Regions from separate parts of the Homo sapiens genome. Here region 2 is linked to region 1. A link is an interaction called in ENCODE POLR2A ChIA-PET data of the cell type or tissue named here. Cell type or tissue: Caco-2. All regions are shown on one strand. Links, peaks and the distances in the headings refer to the core of each region. The heading gives the core; the rest is flanking DNA. Region 1 overlaps PACS1 (phosphofurin acidic cluster sorting protein 1). Region 2 has its middle 2.3 kb from the start of CATSPER1.

Region 1 (2,915 bases), core at 173-2,672:
AAAACAGTGCCGACAGACTTACTCAACGTAGGGTTGCCACAAATCTTCAATCTGTAAAAAATGCAGCATCTGTGAAGCACAAGAAAGTGAAGCACAATAAAAGGAGGAGGTAGGGCCCGCACACAGTGGGAAGCAGAGAGAGGCGTGCACAGGCCCTGTGGAAGCACAGGGCTGGGGCAAGGGGGACTTCATGAAGACGTCCCTTGAACTGGGCTCTGAAGGATAAGTAAGTTAGGAGAACAGGGAAGTGAGGAGTTCTAGCAGACAGAGGATAGGTATGTGTCCAGAGAGTAGGAGGCCATGAAACTTTAGAGTGGCACTACTTAGGTACCATGCTAAGCATTTCACATGGGTAATTTCATTTAATCTTCACAGCAAGTATTATTATCATTCCCAGGAGGAAATGGAAGGCCAAGATCATACACAGCTAGTAAGTAAATGGCAAAGCCAGGCTTTGAACCACAGCTATATTATATGGCTCCAAAGCGTATGCCCTTAACCACAATCTAATACATGTCTAGCTTCCTATGCATTGATATGATCTCATATAATTGCATGTAATTCAAATAATGTTGATTCTAGTAGAAAAGCTGGCTTTTAAAGGAACGTCATATCTCTTTCATTAAGCAAATCCTAAATCCAGCTATTTCACAAATTGAGTTTGATTAAAATGAAGTATATAATTAGTATTCAGGCTGGGTCCAGTGGCTCACGCCTGTAACCCTAGCACTTTGGGAGGCCAAGACAGGTGGATCACTTGAGGTCAGGAGTTCAAGAACAGCCTGGCCAATAATGGTGAAACCCCATCTCTACTAAAAATACAAAAATTAGCCGAGAGTGGTGGCACACAGGGGGCAGAGGTTGCAGTGAGCCGAGATCGTGCCACTGCACTCCAGCCTGGGCAACAGAGCGAGACTCTGTCTCAAAAAAAAAAAAAAAAAGAGTTCACAGACATAATTTTCACAGTTATAGTAGATTAAATACCTATTAGTGCCAAGAGTTTTAAGAATATGATCTCAGTCCATTCTCATGAGGTCATTCTTACAGCCACATTTTCAGATGAGCTAACAAAGGCACACAGCATTTAGATAAGCTGCTCAAGGTCTCCTGGGCAGAAAGGGACAGAACCAGGATTCACACTGAGGTCACTCCTTCCACCATGCAGCAATGTCTCTACTGAGCTGAACGGTGCCTAGAGATGATCTAGTGTAATCCCCAAACAATCCTACCATTTAGAGACCTGCAGGGAGGTTAAAGGACAGTTCTGACGTCCTTCAGCTAACAGCACACCAGGAGTGGATCCCGCATTTCCTGTTCTCCAGGCAAGCATGTTCTATAATCATTCTGACTCACACCAGATACCCTATTTTTGAGAGATATTAAAATATTCCCATAACTAAATTCAAAACAGACAAAACAAGAATGAGGCAAATGCCTGTGCCTGTGCACTGAGATCCGCCTGAATTATCCTTTGGTGGGAGATAGGAAAAGAGATGTCTCAAATATATCCTGTGTACTACTTGCAATCAGCTAACAGAAGACAACAGGATTTCATGCATTCCTTTTGACTACCATCATTTTTTCAACCTCCTGCCTTTCAGTAGGGCAGTTAAAGCATTAAACAGGAGCCAGCAAGCTTTCTCTGTAAAGGGCTTAACATTTCTGGCCTAGCAGGCCATAAGGTCTCTGATGCAACTGTTCAATTCTACCGTTGTAGGGAGAAAGCAGCCACAGACCATATACAAACGAATGAGCATGGCTGTGTTCCAGTGAGGTTTACAGACAGAAATTTGAATTTCATATAATTTTCACATGTCACAAAATATTACTACTCTTTTGATGTTTTTCAGCTATAGTACTTAGAAAGGTATGTCTTATGGGCTACACAAAAACAGGTCGTGGGCCACAGAGTCTGGTGATCCTGCATTAAACCAAAGAAGTATTAACGCTACCGGTCAGAAGAGAGCAGAGGACAAGCAGGGAGTAGGGGGCCTCTCCCTTGTCCATCTGGTGCCACTGGTTCAGGAAGCCTTCTTGGGCCACCCCCACTCCCACTCAGCTCAGGCATCCCACTTCTGTGTTTTCCCTGACACTTGTGCCTACCTTTATCTTAGCACTTACTATAACATGTTGTGGTTGATTATTCAATTGTCTATATCTCCCCAGTCACAAGGGCAAGCAATGTTTTTTAGTTTCTGTATTCCTAGCTGACACAGATGCTCAAAAAAATATTTGGGAAGGGAGAGAAGGAAATAACGAGAAAATAAGCTCAGAATATCTTTTTTTCTTTTTCTTTCTTTTTTTTTTTTTTTTTTTTTTTGTAGACATGGGGTTTCGCCATGTTGCCTAAGCCCAGGCTGGTCTTAAACTCCTGAGCTCAGGTGATTGGTCCACTTCAGCCTCCCAAAGTGCTGGGATTACAGGCGTGAGCTACCACGCCTGGCCTAGAAAATATCCTTTTTATTTATTTATATTTTAGAGACAAGATCTCACTCTGTCACTCAGGCTGGAGTACAGTGGCACAATCATGGCTCACTGCAGCCTTGACTTCCCAGGCTCAAGTGATCCTCCCACCTCAGCCTCCCAAGGAGCTGGGACTACCAGTGCACACAACCACATCTGGCTGATATTTTCATTTTTTGCAGAGACAAGGTCTCCTTATGTTGCCTAGGGTGGTCTTGAGCTCCTGGGCTCAAGCAATCCTACTGCCTCAGCCTCCCAAAGTGCCCGGATTATAGGCATGAGCCACAGCGCCCGGCCCCTGGCTGGAAATTCTTATCTTTATACAGACACTAGGTAGCAGCTCAAGGTCTTGATAGTGGCTCAATGGCATACACATAACAGGTTAAATCAGTGGTTCACCTGTGTGTAGCATCTGTTAACCATCTATGCTGTTTATGTTCCATAAATATGCA
Region 2 (2,915 bases), core at 123-2,622, 91 kb after region 1:
AGACAGGGTTTCACCATGTTGGCCAGACTGGTCTCGAACTCCTGACCTCAGGTGATCCTCCTGCCTCAGCCTCCCAAAGTTCTGGGATTACAGTCGTGAGCCACCACGCCCAGCCTGCCTGGCCACATTTTTTAAATTTTATTTTATATATTTTTTTGAGACGGAGTCTCGCTCTGTTACCCAGGCTGGAGTGCAGTGGCGCCATCTCGGCTCACTGCAAGCTCCGCCTCCCGGGTTCACGCCATTCTCCTGCCTCAGCCTCCCAAGTAACTGGGACTACAGGCGCCCGCCACCACGCCCGGCTAATTTTTTGCATTTTTAGTAGAGATGGGGTTTCACTGTGTTAGCCAGGATGGTCTTGATCTCCTGACCTCCTGATCCACCCACCTCGGCCTCCCAAAGTGCTAGGATTACAGGCATGAGCCACTGCGCCCAGCCTGCCTGGCCAGTTTTTAAAACATTTTCAAGTGAGTGAGTCTTTGTTGAATAAAGGCAAACGTTTTGCTCCATCATTACTTTTCATCTCCAAGAGTTTCTGACACCAGTGCCTCTCTGTGAAGAAAGCAGTGTGTTGTGACAACATCAAGTTTTTGTTTGTGGTTTTGTTTCTTTCCAAGAACAGTAAAAATTCTTATGGAGCTAACCACTGATTTGAACCATCAGTATAAATGCCAAGGTAGTTCTTCCAAGACAGACTTTTTGATGATTCCTGATATGAAATGACATTAAATCTATCTTGGCTTTTTGTTTGTTTGGAAAAGCTGAAACATTTTCTCGATGATCATGCTGACCATTTACAGATCTTACTAGTGCTATGGCGTGGTAAGCATTCACCATTTTATTGGTGAAATAAGTTGACTCATCAGCCAGGATAAAGATTATGTTGTGGCCGGGTGTGGTGGCTCACGCCTGTAATCCCAGCACTTTGGGAGGCTGAGGCGGGCGGATCACGAGGTCAGGAGATCAAGACCATCCTGGCTAACATGGTGAAACCCCATCTCTACTAAATATACAAAAAATTAGCCGGGCGTGGTGGCGGGCTTCTGTAGTCCCAGCTACTCGGGAGGCTGAGGCAGGAGAATGGCGTGAACCCAGGAGGCGGCATTGCAGTGAGCCAAGATCGCGCCACTGCACTCCAGCCTGGGCGACAGAGGGAGACTCTGTCTCAAAAAAAAAAAAAAAAAAAAGCAAGTTGTTTTTCAGTTTATTATCAAGAAAACAAAAACGAAAACCTGTTCAGTATCAGAGATCATGTCATCAACATGTGAGGTTGTTGTTCTCTCTCAGGGTAGAGTCTTCTCTTTTTCTTTCTTTCTTTCTTTTTTTTTTTTGAGATGGAGTTTCGCTCTTGTTGGAATGGTGTGATCTCAGCTCACTGCAACCTCCGCCTCCTGGGCTCAAGCAATTCTCATGCCTCAGCCTCCCAAGTTCCCAAGCAGCTGGGACTACAGGCGCACACCACCACATCCAGCTAATTTTTTGTATTTTAGTAGAGACAGGGTTTCACCATGTTGCCCAGGCTGGTCTCAAACTCCTGAGCTCAGGCGATCCACCCGCCTTGGCCTCCCAAAGTGCTGGGATTACAGGTGTGAGCCACCATGCCCAGCCCACACAAATTGTTTCTTTGTCTGCTGCTGGCAACAGATAGTGAGCTCCTTAAAACAGGAGCCGTGTCTCTTTCATCACTGGGAACCCAGCAGCCACTATGGACATGGCTCTGACCAAGCACTCAAGAAGCTGAGACCCATAAGCTTCCAGAAGAGCTGCGCTGTGCACATATGAATTCAGCATACAGGGCAAGCTCTGCAGTGGATTCCAGGAGGAAGACAGGACAGCATGAAGGTTACAGATACAGACTTGGAGTGAGATAGCACTGACGGTAAGTTTTCATTCATCAAGCAACTCATTTATATTCTCTGAGCCATAGCACCTTTGTCTGTCAAATGGGGATAAACAATATCTACCATGTGGGGCTATTGTGAGGATTAAATTTAATGTGTATGGGCCGGGCACGGTGGCGCATGCCTGTAATCCCAGCACTTTGGGTTGTCGAGGCGGGCAGATCGTTTGAGATCAGGAGTTCGAGACCAGCCTGACCAACAGGGTGAAACCCCATCTCTACTAAAATACAAAAGAAGTTAGCTGGGCGTAGTGGTGCACGCCTGTACTTTCAGCTACTTGGGAGACTGAGGCAGGAGAATTGCTTGAATTCAGGAGGTGGAGGTTGCTGTGAGCTGAGACCATGCCACTGCACTCCACCCTAGGTGACAGAGCAAGACTGTGTCTCAAAAAAAAAAAAAGAAAGAAAGAAAACAAAATGTGTATGAAGCAATCCTCAATAAATGATGGCTGATAGTTTAATTTTGGTAATAACCCTAAAGGGGGGTTCCAAGATCAAGAAGAGAATAATAATGCCAATTAACATGTATTGGCCAGGCATGGTGGCTCACACCTGAAATCCCAGCACTTAGGGAGTGCGAGGTGGGTGGATCATTTGAGGTCAGGAGTTCAAGAGCAGCCTCGTCAACATGGTGAAACCCCGTCTCTACTAAAAATACAAAAATTAGCTGGGTGTGGTGTGCACCTGTAGTCGCAGCTACTAGGAAAGCTGAGGCAGGAGAATTGCCTGAACCCAGGAGGCAGAGATTGCAGTGAGCCAAGATTGCACCCCGGCACTCCAGCCTAGTGACAGAGTAAGACTCTGTCTCAAAAAAAAAAAAAAAAAAATTAGCCGGGGTGGGGTATGGTGGTGGGTGGCTGTAATCCCAGCTACTCAGGGGGCTAAGGCAGGAGGCTCACTTGAACCTGGGAGGCAGAGATTGCCATGAGTGGAGATCATGCCGCTGCACTCCAGCCTGGGTGACAGTGAGACTGTCTCAAAAAACAAAAACAAAAACAAAAAAACATGGGCTGGG

The links. Peaks named below come from ENCODE experiments on the same cell type or tissue, not always from the same donor. Only the 100,000 strongest peaks of a DNase experiment are listed, where the experiment ranks them.
Region 2: POLR2A ChIA-PET joins it to region 1 with 18 read pairs; 10 of 35 experiments call an interaction of 5 or more read pairs at or near these places.

The regions. Positions count from the first base shown.
Region 1 is chr11:66,118,175-66,121,089 of GRCh38, reverse strand. All of the region lies in intron 1 of PACS1 (phosphofurin acidic cluster sorting protein 1), which reads right to left. Among named protein-coding and RNA genes, the nearest start is that of PACS1, 49 kb to the right of the region's middle. In Caco-2, for the core only: no CTCF peak of the experiment used is centred there; DNase peaks (open chromatin) are centred at 1,209 and 1,649.
Region 2 is chr11:66,027,301-66,030,215 of GRCh38, reverse strand. No RefSeq gene overlaps it. Among named protein-coding and RNA genes, the nearest start is that of CATSPER1, 2.3 kb to the right of the region's middle. In Caco-2, for the core only: no CTCF peak of the experiment used is centred there; no DNase peak of the experiment used is centred there.